Regions from separate parts of the Mus musculus genome. Here region 1 is linked to region 2. The links are chromatin loops, found by intact Hi-C in ENCODE. Cell type or tissue: gastrocnemius. All regions are shown on one strand. Links, peaks and the distances in the headings refer to the core of each region. The heading gives the core; the rest is flanking DNA.

Evidence for each region. Peaks named below come from ENCODE experiments on the same cell type or tissue, not always from the same donor. Only the 100,000 strongest peaks of a DNase experiment are listed, where the experiment ranks them.
Region 1: it touches region 2 in a loop (2.4-fold over the local background); 1 of 42 quality-filtered maps calls a loop at or near these places.

Annotation. Positions count from the first base shown.
Region 1 is chr8:124,791,716-124,799,012 of GRCm38, forward strand. It overlaps Trim67 (tripartite motif-containing 67), which reads left to right and starts at 1,304. Exons shown (of 10, transcript NM_198632.2): 1 at 1,304-3,190. The coding sequence starts at 2,186. Gm46059 (a long non-coding RNA gene) reads right to left here and starts at 672. Exons shown (of 3, transcript XR_001778718.2): 1 at 1-672. In gastrocnemius, for the core only: a CTCF peak has its summit at 2,874; DNase peaks (open chromatin) are centred at 1,708, 2,054, 2,481 and 2,840; H3K4me3 peaks cover 1,318 bases.
Region 2 is chr8:124,425,495-124,432,791 of GRCm38, forward strand. All of the region lies in intron 1 of Pgbd5 (piggyBac transposable element derived 5), which reads right to left. Among named protein-coding and RNA genes, the nearest start is that of Pgbd5, 4.8 kb to the right of the region's middle. In gastrocnemius, for the core only: no CTCF peak of the experiment used is centred there; a DNase peak (open chromatin) is centred at 4,113.

The DNA.
Region 1 (7,297 bases), core at 1,347-5,346, 370 kb after region 2:
GCTGAACTGAGATGCATAGAAAGTAGTCCAGAGCATTTACTGTAACAATTTGGCACGGACACATATATATATTGTTATAGTATTTTCCAGACTGGACAGGTGGAAGCAAGCTGCAGGACCCCGGAAGTCCTGTAAAGATATGGGCTTCACTGGGGTGCTTTGCAATGGCTTTCCTGGTGACCTCCCTTCCACCAGAGGTTCTATCCCTTAGGCACAGAGCCAGGCCAAGGCAGCTGCCTCATTAGTCTGTGGCTTCATTTCTCTCCTCCTGCTATCTTTCCAAATGCTGACAGTGGCTGGGGCCCTGCATTCCTTCAGCAGGAGTCTGCGCCACGGTTGCTGTTTTTTTTTTTTTGTTTGTTTCAGTTCAGCAGAGTCTTACTATGTAACACCCAGACTAGCTTGGAAATTACTATGTAGCCCAAGCTGGCCTTGAACTCATAGCAATCCTTCTGCCTAGGCCTCCCAAGTGCTAGAATTACAAGCACGAGCCAGCACGCTGACTGACACATCCTTTCTAAATCGACAATTTCCTTGTCTGTTCCAAGCCAGCTTGAATCGCACAGGAAGAGAGGGCCGCGTGGTGCGCATTTCGCTCCACGCGCTCTTCCCTTCCAGGGCTCGCCCTTAGCTCTATGCCCAGCGCGTACTTCCTTTCTCTGGGCAGCCGGCACTACCCAGCGCAGAACAGCGGGCAGACGGCAGCCAGGCGCGCGGGCGGCGACGTTGCAGGAAGCTCCCATTCATAAAGAGAACACCTGCTCGCTGCCTCCCGCCTCTCCGCACTCGCGAGCAGCCTGGGGAGGTTGTATTTGGCAACCTTCACCGTGTCCTCGCCAAGTCCTCCGGCCCTCATCTTCCACGACTAGCCCCAGTAGAACCAAGGAGACAAAAAAAAAAAAAAAAAAAGGCTTGTAAAAAGATGCATAAATCAAACCTCGCCCTTTGGCGCGAGGCTGTCCGACATTTTGTGCCTTGAAAGCTTTTTGCGGGGAGGAAATAGATTTAGGAACCGACTGTCGCGCTGTGTTGCGAGGCCTTTTTCAAGCGACTGGCCTTTTAGGGACCGCTGTTTACGCTTTCATGGTGGCGAGGAGTGGGCAGGGCGGGAGCTGGCCAGGGTTGCTCTGGCAAGCTGGGCGGGGCGCCGTGCTAATTCACCGTGCAGTCTCCATCCGTAACGGAGCAGTTCTCCACAATGATCCTCCCCACGAAGCCCTCCGACCCGCCCCTGACTGCCAGCCGCGAGAGGCGAGCCCTCATTCGCTGAGCTGACGCCTGGCTCCCCGCCCCCCGCCCCGTTACTCTCGCTCTGGAAATTACAACTCCTGGGCGCGCGGCACGGCGGGCGGGCGGGCGCGGGAGGCGGTGGGGCCGGGAGGGGGATTCCCGAGCCAGCGGGTGCTCGCCCCCCACCCGCCGCTGCAGCGTGGCGCGGCCAAGGTCAGGGGCGCTGCAGGAACCGGAGCCGGCGAGGCCAGCCTGGGACGCTGCTCAATACCGGCCTACGAGGAGGCAGCTCAGAGAGCAGCGGCCCGAGCAGCGGTACGGCGACGGTCTCCGGGCCGGGGGATGCCGAGGTGGCCGCGGCTGCACAGCAGCCTGGCGGAGGATGCGCGCGGGAGGGGGGACGGGCGCGGACTCCGGGCCCATCCTCTCGCGGGCGCTGTCCGCCGTCTGGTGGTGCTGAACCAGCCCTGGCCCCGCCACTCGGGCACTGGCCAAGAGCTGGGTAGGGGCGGGGCGCTCGCAGAAAGAAGACTCGGGGCAGCGGCGCTGCGGAGTCGGGCTCAGTAGCCTTGCTGGCTCACAGCAGCGGGTCACTGGTCCTTCGTGGAGTGGAGGCACGAGGTACCCCGGACGGCGCTACTGCTGCCTATTCAACACCTGGACAACCTCGGAGGCCACCGCGAGGGCTCCCCGCCACCTTCAGACGGCTGCCTCCGGTGAGGGAGCCTCGCCTTCAGGAGGTGAGGACCCCTCCTTTCTCTGGCGGCCAAGCGTCTTAGGGCGGTGGCCTGAGGACAGAGAGGGGGCGTGCCACCCTCGGGTGAAGACAGCATGCCCGTGAAATACCCCCGCCTCCTGACTCAAGAGCGCTGACATCGCCAGCCCAGCTGCGCTTGTCTTCGGAGCCTTGACCATTCTTGGCTGGTCCCGAGCGGCTCTGGCCGCGGGCGCGGCGATGGAGGAGGAGCTGAAGTGCCCAGTGTGCGGATCCCTGTTCCGGGAACCCATCATCCTGCCCTGCTCTCACAATGTCTGCTTGCCGTGCGCCCGCACTATCGCGGTTCAGACCCCGGACGGCGAGCAGCACCTGCCCCCGCCGCTCCTTCTTTCGCGAGGTGCCGCCGCCGCCGCAACCCCTCCGGATCAGGACGCAGCCGCCGGCGCGACCAGCGGAGGCGCGGGAGCTAACACAGCCGGAGGCCTAGGCGGCGGGGCGACCGGTGGCGGAGACCACGCGGACAAGCTGAGCTTGTACAGCGAGACTGACAGCGGCTATGGCTCCTACACCCCCAGCCTCAAGTCCCCCAATGGAGTCCGCGTGCTGCCCATGGTGCCTGCGCCCCCGGGCTCTTCGGCCGCCGCGGCCCGAGGCGCCGCCTGCTCCTCGCTCTGCTCGTCCTCCAGCTCCATCACCTGCCCGCAGTGCCACCGCAGCGCCTCCTTGGATCACCGCGGCCTGCGAGGCTTCCAGCGCAACCGGCTACTGGAGGGCATTGTGCAGCGGTACCAGCAGGGCCGTGGGGTTGTTCCGGGGGCGGCTGCAGCCCCGGCGGTGGCCATCTGCCAGCTGTGCGACCGCACCCCACCGGAGCCGGCAGCCACTCTCTGCGAGCAATGCGACGTGCTCTATTGCGCCACCTGCCAGCTCAAGTGCCACCCGTCCCGGGGCCCCTTCGCTAAGCATCGGCTAGTTCAGCCACCGCCGCCGCCCACACCCCCAGAGGCTACCCCTGCTGTTACAGGCACTTCCACTGCCTCCAGCGCAGGAGGATGCAGGAGCCCAGGGGGTGCCGGGGCCAGCGCGCCGCGAAAGTTCCCCACATGTCCCGAGCACGAGATGGAGAACTACAGCATGTACTGCGTGAGCTGTCGGAGCCCTGTGTGCTACATGTGCCTGGAGGAAGGCAGGCACAGCAAGCACGAGGTGAAGCCGCTGGGGGCAACGTGGAAGCAGCACAAGGTGAGCGTCGGCTGTGCGGAACGCCAGCCAGGGTGGAAGAAAAGAGATTCTCTGAACCCCTTCTTGGTGGGCTTGAGGGCCAAACAGGAATCACTCCATCCATCCATCCATCCATCCATCCATCCAATCCATTCGTCCGTCCGTCCGTCCACACACACACACACACACACACACACACATCCGTCCTTCCATCTACCCACATGTTCATCATTCCATCGATCTATGTATGCATGCATCCATCTATCCATACACTGGGCATGGGTATCCACCCATGCTTCCATCCAATCCTTCGTGCATTCATTCACCTATGTATGCATACATCTGTCTATCATGGATCTATATGAATGCATGCATGCATGCATCCATCCATACATACATACATCCATTCAAGGATCCCAGCAGTCACTATCTGACCAAGACTCAGTGGACCACGTGCTCTGCACTGGGTATCAGATTGGTAGGTTATGAAAACGACTTGTTAAGTTTCCTTTCTGAGGCAAAGGGTTCCCGAAGCACAGAAGCAGGGCTCTCACCCAAAGTCTAAGGCACACTGTCAGAGCTCCCTCCCCCCTTGTAAGTGAGAGACAGGTTTAAGAGTGAAACTGTTACCCGCTGGCCATAGGAACCCACCTGAAGTCTTCCTTAAATCCATTGCCAAGGCCGGGAGAGAGCACCCCTGCTCAAGAACCCTAGAGCCTTGTCCTTCTTCCACCGTAGACTCCATCAGCTTTGCCTCACTGAACAGATAAAGCTTTCCCCTTTTCAACTTCCAGAGAACTGTCTCCTCTTTCACTTAGTCCCCAGCTAGTTCTATGCCCAGAATTCCTCTAAACCTGTAGAGAAAGGCAGTGTCTCTTGGGCTATGGAAGAGATTGGGGACGTCAGGGGGTGTCCTTCCAGGAAAAAAGTGTGATTTTTCTCCAGAGCACTTCTCTTGCCTCAGGCTCTGCTACTGGAGCTGTGGAAGAGATGCAGACCAAAGAGATCAAGCACATCTGCCTACAGCCTACCCTCCTGGGCACTGGCCTCGGGTAGTGCTACTGTTAGCTACTTAGACCTGGTACTTTGCTCTTTGCTCTCTTCTTCTTCTTGAGCTGTGACAGTCTGCCTGGGCCCTTCACCAGCCTACAAGACAAGGTCAGGGCAGTTCCTCATCTGACATTCTATCCGGCACCCTTGTGCGACAGGCCTTGATGTCTCCTTAGACGAGCAGGTTAGAGTCACTTGTTCATGGTGCATTTCACACACCCCTCCTTCAGAAACCCACCCTGGAAGGTGTAAGAGGTGCCAAGACTGTCCAACAAGAACTATTGCCTGCAGTTACACAGAGTAGAGCCGCAGGAAAATAAGGCAGCTTGCTAAGTGCGTGCAAACAGCCCAGAGCAGCCAGATAGAGATGTGGCTTTCCTGTGTTTTCTTTATAGACTTTCATCTCCTACAATAAACATATGTTGCTATGATAATTTAATATTTAGGGAAGTTTTTGTGTGTGTGGTTTTTTTAAGATCCTCTTTTACTTACGGTATGGTTCAGGCTGGCATGGAACTCACTACCACCCTCCTTCTCAGCCTCTTGAGTGCTGAGGTTACAGATGTGAGCCGTAACACACGGCTACATTGTTTTAAATGAAAAGTATAGGGGGAAAAAAAGTAACTAGAGAACTCTTTGCAACTCTATGTTGGAGAAGGAAACCTGTTCAATGTCCTAGTGTGGGGACTCTCAGCAGGGATAATGTGCCTTACACCCAGCTTCTCCGGGCACTCTGAAAGGTCTGGCAACACTAGTGATCCTACAGTACAATTGAGAATCCATCTCCCTGCCATGAACTGCACCCCTGCAGAGAAACTCTTCTGTGGGGTCCCACAGCCTTGGTTCCATACCTCAGCCTTGCATGTTACTAGCTGTGTGTGCTTAAGCTACTTTGAAAACTTTGAACCCACCGTAAGTAACATTGAACTTGGACTCTTGTGGGAAGGGGTAAGTATCATCCTCTGCATAATCCCCTGTGTGGGACTCAAGCCATTAGGTGTTATTTACTGTTTTATGGTATTTATGCTTAACCCATGGATTTGTGGAAGGCTACGGGGGCGGTGGGGGCAGCACCCTGTTCTTTCAAGCCTCGTTGGCTTGGAGAAAGTAGCAGCTGGTGACTGTCAATATATTTTTCTGAATTTATTTCAGTTTAATTGGTATGCTTTTATAAGCTTACAGCTGTTGTTCTGTGTGTGTGTGTGTGTACACGTCTGTGTGCCATGATGCGAGTGTGTTGGCATGAGAACAACTTTTAGGAGTTGGTTCTCTCCTGCCACCTGGGTTCCTTGGATGGAGCTTAGTTAGGTCGTCAAGCTCGGCGGCAGAGAAGCTTTACTCACCGAGCCATTTGCCAGCATGCCGGCCTTCATGTGCTTCTTTTTGATTTTTGTTTCATTTGTTTTATTGAATGTACGTGTGTGTGTGTTGTCCATGCATGTGCACATATGTATAGGTACACACCTCTGCATGCACTTGTAGAGGGCAAACGTTGATGCCCAGTGCTCGCCTCCCTAGAACTCCACCTCACATTCTGAGACAAGGTCTTTTACTGAATCTGGGGTTCACGGATGGGCCAAGATGGCTGGTCAGTGAGTCCCTGGGATCCTCCTGTCTCTGCCTGCCTAGCACTGGGATCCCAGACATGTAGTGACCTCGTGCAGAGCCTATAAAGGTTCTGGGGATTTTGCCTGGGTAGCAGTTACTTTACCTACTGAACCATCTCCTTAGCTCTTTGGGGTATTGTGTATACGTTAACGACTGAGAATATTTGTCCCAAATTACAGCCCCACACACCACATTCTGTTGCATATTGCATGGTAGTCAGTGCAGTTTGACTTGTTGTTTCATCTCTTAAGTGAGTAGACATAATTATATAAATTGAAAAAATCTGGGATGGAGAGATGGTTCAGCTGTTTAGAACACCTGTTGCTCTTGCAGAGGACCCAGAGATGGCTCAGTGGGTGCGACTGCGTTGCTCTTGCAGAGGACCCAGAGATGGCTCAGTGGGTGCGACTGCGTTGTTCTTGCAGAGGATCAGAGTTAGGTTCCCAGCACCCATATCAGTGTCCAGCTCCTGGGAATCCAGAGCCCTCTTCTGGCTTTCTCGGTCACTAGCACTCACACACATATCCACATGCACCTGCCTGTGAGACACACATGCACCAATTAAAAAAAAAAATAAAAAGGAAGTTCAGGCTTGAAATCTCCCATTCAGCTTCTATGAGCTGTTGTGGTTTCATAGACTAGAGGGCCAAGACTAATTTGGGGCCCTGTTACCCAAACATTTATAGTGTTAAAGATTGCAAACCAGAGAGCAGAGGTGAGAAGTTGAATTCATGAGAGAGAGGAACGTCTTGCATACAAAAAAAAATAAGTTTGATAATGGGCTAAGTTGTCAGGGTCCAAGGTCATGCAGGGAAAAATCAGCAGTCATCCCTGGCTTGGTGGCAACAGCAGTTTAATAAATGCCTCTCTTGTCAACCTCAATGGCTCTGCTTGGTAATGAGACCACCAGAGAAACACACGGATCTCTGCCCTGCACCGTGGGCAGTGTCACCTGTGGGAATACAACTGTGCAGATCTTGAGTTTGAATCTTGTATCTAGTGCTCCAGCCTCTGGTAGCTAGGATATCCTCCTAGATCCAGAAGAGACAATGAGAGACAGAGACAGAGAGGCAGACAGAGACAGAGAGGTAGACAGACACAGATCGAGCAGGTTCTCCTTTCCAGCTTCAAGGGAAACTCGAGTGCGAAGCATCTCACTGGTGGAGCAAGAGTGGCTGGAAAGATGGCTCAGTGGTCAAAGTGCTTGCCTGGAGACTATGAGGCCTGGATTTGATCCCCGGCATCCAACATAAAAAACCAGGCATCGTGGTCCACACCTGTGATCCCAGCACTGGGGGAGAGGGAGGAAAGGTGGAAATAAGAAGAGCCTTGCAGCTCCCTGACCAGCCAGCCTAGCATAAAACAGGGAGGAAGGCTCCTGAGAATGAACCCTGAGGTTGTCCTCTGGCCTCCAAGTACATGCACACACACGTGTACATATACCTCCTCCTCCACCTGCATGCACAAACA
Region 2 (7,297 bases), core at 1,816-5,815:
TCAAGGTTCAGCTCCTCAAGGTTACGTGAATTTCAGTAACATAAACTCGACGTCTCAAAGAACTCTTGCGAAGAGAAATTCAGGATTCACTCATACAAGGAAGCTCAGTTTTGCTTGAAGGAAGCTGCCCACAGCAAGACGGAGTCCACCCCTTCTTTTCAACACGGGGTTTCTCTGAGAGGCCCTGGCTGTTCTGAAACTCACCCTAGACCTGGGCTGGACTTACAGATGTGCCTGCCTCTGGCTCTGCCTCCCCAGTGCTGCTTCCATTAAGGGTATGCGCAGCCGTCACCGCTGTCGCCACCACGGGCTTCTCTTTCTCTTTTTAAAAAAAAATTATATTTTATGTGTGTTTTGCTTGCATGTATGTAAGTATATCGTGCTTACGCTGTGCCCACAGAGGCCACAAGTGGGTATCAGGTTCCCTGGAGCTGGAGTTATAGACAATTGTGAGCCACCGTGTAGGCGCTGGAATCAAACCTGGTTCCTCAGCACTGTGCCATCTCTGTTAAGACGGTTTCCATCCCTGACTAATTTCTAATTGTTCTTGCGCCATGCTCTGGAATCCTGTGTAAATCTCTTTCCCCTGAAAATCCCTTTCTCCTCCATTTGTCACCTGCCCCTCCCCACTCCCAGGAGACTGAACATACTTATCTTTTTTATCCCCAAGGCTCAATGTGCTTGCCGAATTAATATCTGGCAATGAAACCTCTGCCGACAGAGACTTATCGGGAAAACCGTCACTGCCCCACTTCAGCAGTGGTCCCCCGCACGTAGTCATCCTGTCCCCCAACCCCCAGGAGACACACAGCAATGTCCGGAAATTCATCTAGTTACCAAGAGCGAAAGCGAGTGGGCCTGACATACTGGCTTAATGGCTCATAAAGCACAAAGCAGACTCCCTCAGTCGAGAATGATCTGAAGTCTCAACAGACATCTATACCATGCCCAGCAATCCACTTTCAGCTATGTTTGCCCAAGAGAAATGGAGGAACATAGGTCATAAAAACACATGCAGGTGGATGGAGGGATGGCTCCATGGTTAAGAGGGCTTGCTGCTCTTCCAGAAGAGCAGGGGTCAGTTCCCAGCACCTGTAACAGGTAGTTCACAACCATCTCTAACTCCAGCTTCAGGGAATCTGATGGCTCTGGTTTCCTTGGGAACCTACACTCATGCACATACCCGCATGCAGATGCATACTTGCACATAATTTAAAATAATAAATCTTTTAAAATTACGAGGAATTCTCTTTTTAAAAAATATGAGACGCGCGATAATATGAATGCGTCTTAGAAGTGTAATACAAGCAACATTACTTTAGGAGATAAAGCTCTAGTGCTGTCTCTCGGAGAGGGAGACAGACGCTGGCTCTGGGGCGCAGGGGAGTCTTCTAGGTCTTGAGGTGTCCTTGACTTGTGTCTGTGTGGGTGTGTGAATGCACCATATAAAATGTCATATGCACCCCTTGCCTGCTACACTCCCTACAAATACTTCATTGAGTGCAAGGCACATAACCCCCAAACCCACCTGAAAGGTGATGTTAATCACTTTGGAGCTGAGCATCTGTCCTGATTAGTTTCCACTGTCAACTTGACAGCATCTAGAGTCCCTGGGGAGGGACTTCGGCTGACACGCAGCCTAGATCAGGCCGTGAACATGTGTGGGGGACATCATCCTGACAGCCTTCTTTCATGGTTTCTGCCTTCCATGACTTTCCCATCCTCCCTCAATGATAGAACATGGAAGTTTAAGATGAAGTAAACACTTTCCTCCCCCAAGCAGCTTTTAGTCAGTGTCTTATTGCAATGGGATGAAAGTACAACAATGCCCCCAAAAGCTTTGGTCCCCAAGGCAAGAGCCTTCACCCACTGTGATGGTTTGCAATATGCTCAGCCCAGGGAGTGGTACTATTAGAAGATGTGACCTTGTTGGAGTAGGGGTGTGGAAGCCAGTAGTCTGCTAGCAGCCTTCAGATGAAGATGTAGAACTCTCAGCTCCTCTTGTACCATGCCTGCCTGGACACTGCCATGTTCCTGCCTTGATGATAATGGATTGAACCTCTGAACCTGTAAGCGGGGCCCCAATTAAATGTTGTCCTTATAAGAGTTGCCTTGGTCATGGTGTCTGTTCACAGCAGTAAAACCCTAAGACACCCACTGATGGATCACAAGCTGGCGGCTCTCTAGGAAGGTGGAAATATGAAGTCTGAAGGTAGCCTGACAGAAGGCAGGTCATTGCAGGCGTGCTTCCGAGGAGCATTTCTTGTCCCTGTCCCCCCATCTCCGTTCTTTCTCTGCATCCCAGCTGCTATTAAGGTGAATTCCTTACCCCACCACCAGATCTGCCATGATGCCCTGTCTCACACCAGCCTCCCAGGAGTGGAGCCTCTGGAACCACAAGCAGGTGTCTGTCACATGACCAATGCCTCTCCTGGACTGGCCCAGTGCCCTCACTGTTGGCAAGGGTGTAAACAGGTATGCTTCTAGAACATTCTTCCACAACCTCTAAAACATACAACAATCCTTCCCTTTGATTCTCCTAAGCTGGTTCTAAGTTAAGGATCAAATCAAGGATGTGTCCACAAACTAAGCTTCGAGGACAGTCACCACAGCATTGACTTAATAGTGAAATTATAAAAAAGGCAGCAGGGTGAGCAGGATGGCTCAGTGGTTATGGTGCTTGCCATCCAAGCCAGAAGTCCTGAGTGCCATGCTTGGAGCCCGTGGAGTATTAAAGGCAAGAACCGCCCCCACAAAACTATCCTTTGATCTCCATATGCACATCATGGCACATATGCTCCCCCCACATCATCTACACACACATATACAATAACAACTTCTTAAGGCCATAGGCTCGAGGCTCACCAGTGGGATCAGTATACTGCGGATTCATTAAATTTTTACAATTTGAAAATTTAATGGGAAATATCCATGAGTCATTAATTGCAATTAAAAATTAGTTCACTCACCATGATGTGATCTTATATACATGGCTTTATGTATTTAGCGTCACAAATGGTTTCCTCTAGATAGAGAAATATTGTGGAACTAAAAAATAAATAAATTATCTAAAATGAACATGTTTATTATGCTGTTAAGAAAAATATACAATTACAGTTTTTAAAAATCAAGGTGAGTTTGACACCCCAGAATGGAGCAGGGACCTTCCACAGGCCCTGCTTGCACCCACAGCCACAGTTCCTGGATCAGAAAGTCCTGGCTCCTGAAAACAACACTAAGCTTCTAGGGGGAGTAGAAATTCTAGGATCTTCCTGTTCTGCCCTGACAAGAGTTACTTATAAAAGCACATTCCTGGGCTGGAGAGATGGCTCAGTGGGTAAGAGCACTGACTGCTCTTCCAGAGGTCCTGAGTTCAAATCTCAACAACCACATGGTGGCTCACAACCATGAGATCTGATGCCCCCTTCTGGTGTGTCTGAAGACAGCAACAGTGTACTTATTGATATTAATAAATAAATCTTTGGGCTGGAGCAAGCAGGGCCAGCCAGAGCGAGCAGAGGTCCTAAATTCAATTCCCAACAACCAAATGAAAGCTCACAACCATCTGTACAGCTACAGTGTACTCATATGCATAAAATAAATAAATAAATCGTTTTAAAAGTACACTCCTGTGTTAAAATCCACAAAACAGCAACCCCACCCCCACCTAGTGAAAAAGAAAAAACAGTTTGATGTATTAACATGGAAATAAGCGAGAGAAGGCGGCAGAGCTGAAATAAGTTCTAGTAACAAAAGGGGGTGGAATTGCCTATCCTGAGGTGTCAGGTAAGACTAGGTGGATGCCTTCCACCTGGTCAGGTCTCTCCACCTGCCCTCACAGCTAGGAAGCTAAGACCATCTTCCTGTACAGAAATGACAACTTCTCTACCAGAGTCTGTGTGAACATGAGGTATGACAAGGCACAGACGAGCAATTACTGATGTGACCCACACCAGGAGCTCCAGGTGCCCTACCCTGGACAGCCTAGGAATACAGAGCTCCTAGGAAGTCATCTGCACTGAGCCCGCATGGCTGCTTGGCTGTTAGGCAGCACTGCCCGAGACTGCAGTTGCAGCTCCCTAAATCCCAGGCTCCTCCTGCTGCCACATGGCCTGGCACAGAGCCACGACAGAAGGTACTGCTCCCTGGATTCCACAGGAAGGCCTCCTGCTCCCCCCAGTCACAGACCCATTTAATTCTGGCTTTAAAAAAGGAAACGTTTTTCTCATCTTACTCATGAGTTGGAAAGACTTTACTAGATGGTAGTGGAGAGATGCACGGCTGGCTAAGAGTTCAAAGAGTGTCTATGGAATGCTCAGCTATAAATGGGACACGTCTATCACACCCCTGCCCAAAAGGCTCAGGGAACATTGGAGGAGGGGAAGTGGGAAGATGTAAGAGCCAGGCTAGCAGGGACCTGGGGTGATACAATGTCTCCTGGACATGAAGGACCACTACACTCAAGAATTCATAAGATCTCGTCTACGTTCCAGCATGGACGGGACACAATAGCCCCCTCCCAACCTCAGCTAAGGAGCTTTGATGGCTAGTATCTGCTAGGAAAGAGTCAGTTTTCTTTAGGATGTGGTACCTGCTAGGTTGATCATACTCCAGTAGACAGTCACACATCTCTGCATATATGGGCAGCAGAAATTGGACTCAGTAGGTTATTAAAAAGAGAGGGGAGGAAAGAAGGGAAAAAGAACAAAGCTGGGAGGCAGGTGTGAGGGGAGCAGAGCTGGAAAGAGTTGGAGGGGGAAAGAGAGTATGAGTATGACCAAAATACATTGCACAGGTGCCATGAAACCCTCAAAGAATAAAATATAATAAATAAGATAATTGTTACAAATGCTAAAAATAAAAGACTATTTTAATAAACCAGCAGTAAGCCAGGTGTGGTGGCCCACACCTTTAATCCCAGCACTTGGACGGCAAAGGCAGGTGGATGTCTGGGTTCAAGGCCAGTCTGGTCTACAGAGTGAGTTTCAGGACAGCCAGGGTTACACCAAGAAACCCTGCCTCAATAATAATAATAATAATAATAATAATAATAATAATAATAATAACAACAACAATAATAATAATAATTATCATCATCATTATCTAGGCAGTAAACTCTAAGGACAAAAATCCAACAATGTTAATTTTCAACCCCACATTCCTCTCATCTCCCCAAGGTCAGGTTCCTACTGGAGTCTCGGAGGTTAGTATGAACAAGAGGGGTCAGTCACCACAGAAACCCAGCAAAGCTAGAACAGGCGACCGGAGACTGGTACTGCCTGCTTCTCTGCCTCCTCAAGAAGTGATGGAAAGCACTCGGAGAAGGAAGCCTGAAGGTCAGAGGCCCCAGACACAGCCTGGCTGAATCTCACACTGCTCCCAGGAGAGCTTTGCACACTGCTGGCAATCTGCACTGTGGGAAGGTAAGTGAGACTGACAGCTTGCTGGGTTATTTTAGGGGGCTCCGTTGTTAAGTCTGGACGCTGTTCTCCCAAAGAGCAGTTCAGTTCCCAGGAAGACTCTGCCATCTACACAAGGGTTAAAGTACGGACACCAGCCTGCCAGTGTTTGTCTGTAAGTCTTCCCAAGGGGACCCACACCTCAGAGCAGAGCCTGAGGGAGGTGCTAGAGCCACTCCCCTGCCATTGCCAGCTGTGCTTTCCCAAGCATGCTCCATCCAGATAGCTGAAGCCACGGAAAATAGGGATGGGGCGGAGAAGACTTGAACAGTCTGAAGGGCCAGGATTCTCACCAGTAACTACCGAATCTCTCCCTCCCTCTTCTCAGCTCGGCACCCCTGACTCTCTACTATATGCACAAAAATCTCCATGGAGCCACAGAACTGCTGCTCTAGAGCAACTCAATATGTAACGGTCCCATCATGCACCTCTTTCCTGCCCAAAGACTCAGCAAAGGTCTCCAGGTCTTCAAGGGAATCAAGCTGCATTCTCCCCAAAGAAAAGAAACTCTCCACCAGCAGCGAGGGAGCAGCTCCATATGCCCATCTGCACACTCACACTCATGCACAGATACAATTGCTTACAGTGGGGCAAGTCAGTATGTCCCATAGCAACCAGGAGTCCTATGCAGTCCTCATTAGACTGCTGCAGCCGTAGCAATCGCAAATGTTCTATTATGAAACAATGTAACGTTGTAACAGATCAAAACACCACTCTTCCTCTCCCCCCACCCTGCCCGCCCAGTTACATCTGTTAAGCAACTGGGCCACACAGAAGGGAGAGAGATTCAGGCAGCGTTTGTGGAGATGTAAAGCAGCAATTGCTGGAGCGCCCCGGATGCTGTAGCTTAGCACGCTGAACCTCTTGGTTGAGCGCTGCAGCAACCGACTTCCTAATAAACACATCCATCTCTCTCCACGCTCCTGGGCTCAAGGATCTTTTCTGACCAACCTGGAAATCAGGAATCTATTTTAAGCTCTGATAAATCACTTTCCTTGGGCTCAACAAGCCATCAACTCTGTCCCTCTCCCCTTTCCCCGTGTTTCCCTTGGGTAGCGGGTACCACAGAGGAAATTCTAAAGTAGATCTAAATTTAAACGAGAGGATCGCTCCTAAAGCAGAAAAGCAACACTGGCCACAAATACCAGCAAATAGCCGCTAATGCCTTTGCCTAAGGAACCTCTGAGTGACTCTCAGGAACAGGCTCAAACTCAGTGGCACTATCAGAAAGGAGGATATGACCCTAATGCCAGTGGCAGGCAATCCTGGACTTCAGGCTGGGAGTGGACAGAGTGAACAGTGGACAGAGGGCTTTGCTTCTGAACATCTTGACTTATACATTACTAAGAAAGAAAGTTCTGGTTAAATCGCTTTTGTGTGTTTACCCTTCTCAATACCAGACCCTTCATCTAAACTAAGCCCAGCACGACATCCCTATTTTGCCCTGTGACCTCAGCTTTGCCGAATTCTCCTCTGTAGACATCTACAGTAGGCATCTTAAGTGCTGCAAGATCAACACAGGATCACAAAGGCTCACAGCACGAAGACTGACAAACCAGGGCACCAGGCTGGTACAATCCCAACATCCAATATGGAAAGCAGCTGTCCAGGGCAGGAGGCCTTTAAGGCACACTGGGAAATGAAGGGTGGCATATAGGAGGACAATTTAGAGTACCATAAACCACAGCCAAATGGTTGGGTTTTAAAATGTACCCACTTAGAACCTTGCATGGTGATGGTAACCCTCCAATCCAGATGCAACTTTGCCCATCCACACCGCAGCCTGGCAAGGTTGCAGAACACTCCCTCCAGGGCTGGGCCAACCTTTCCCATTGCCA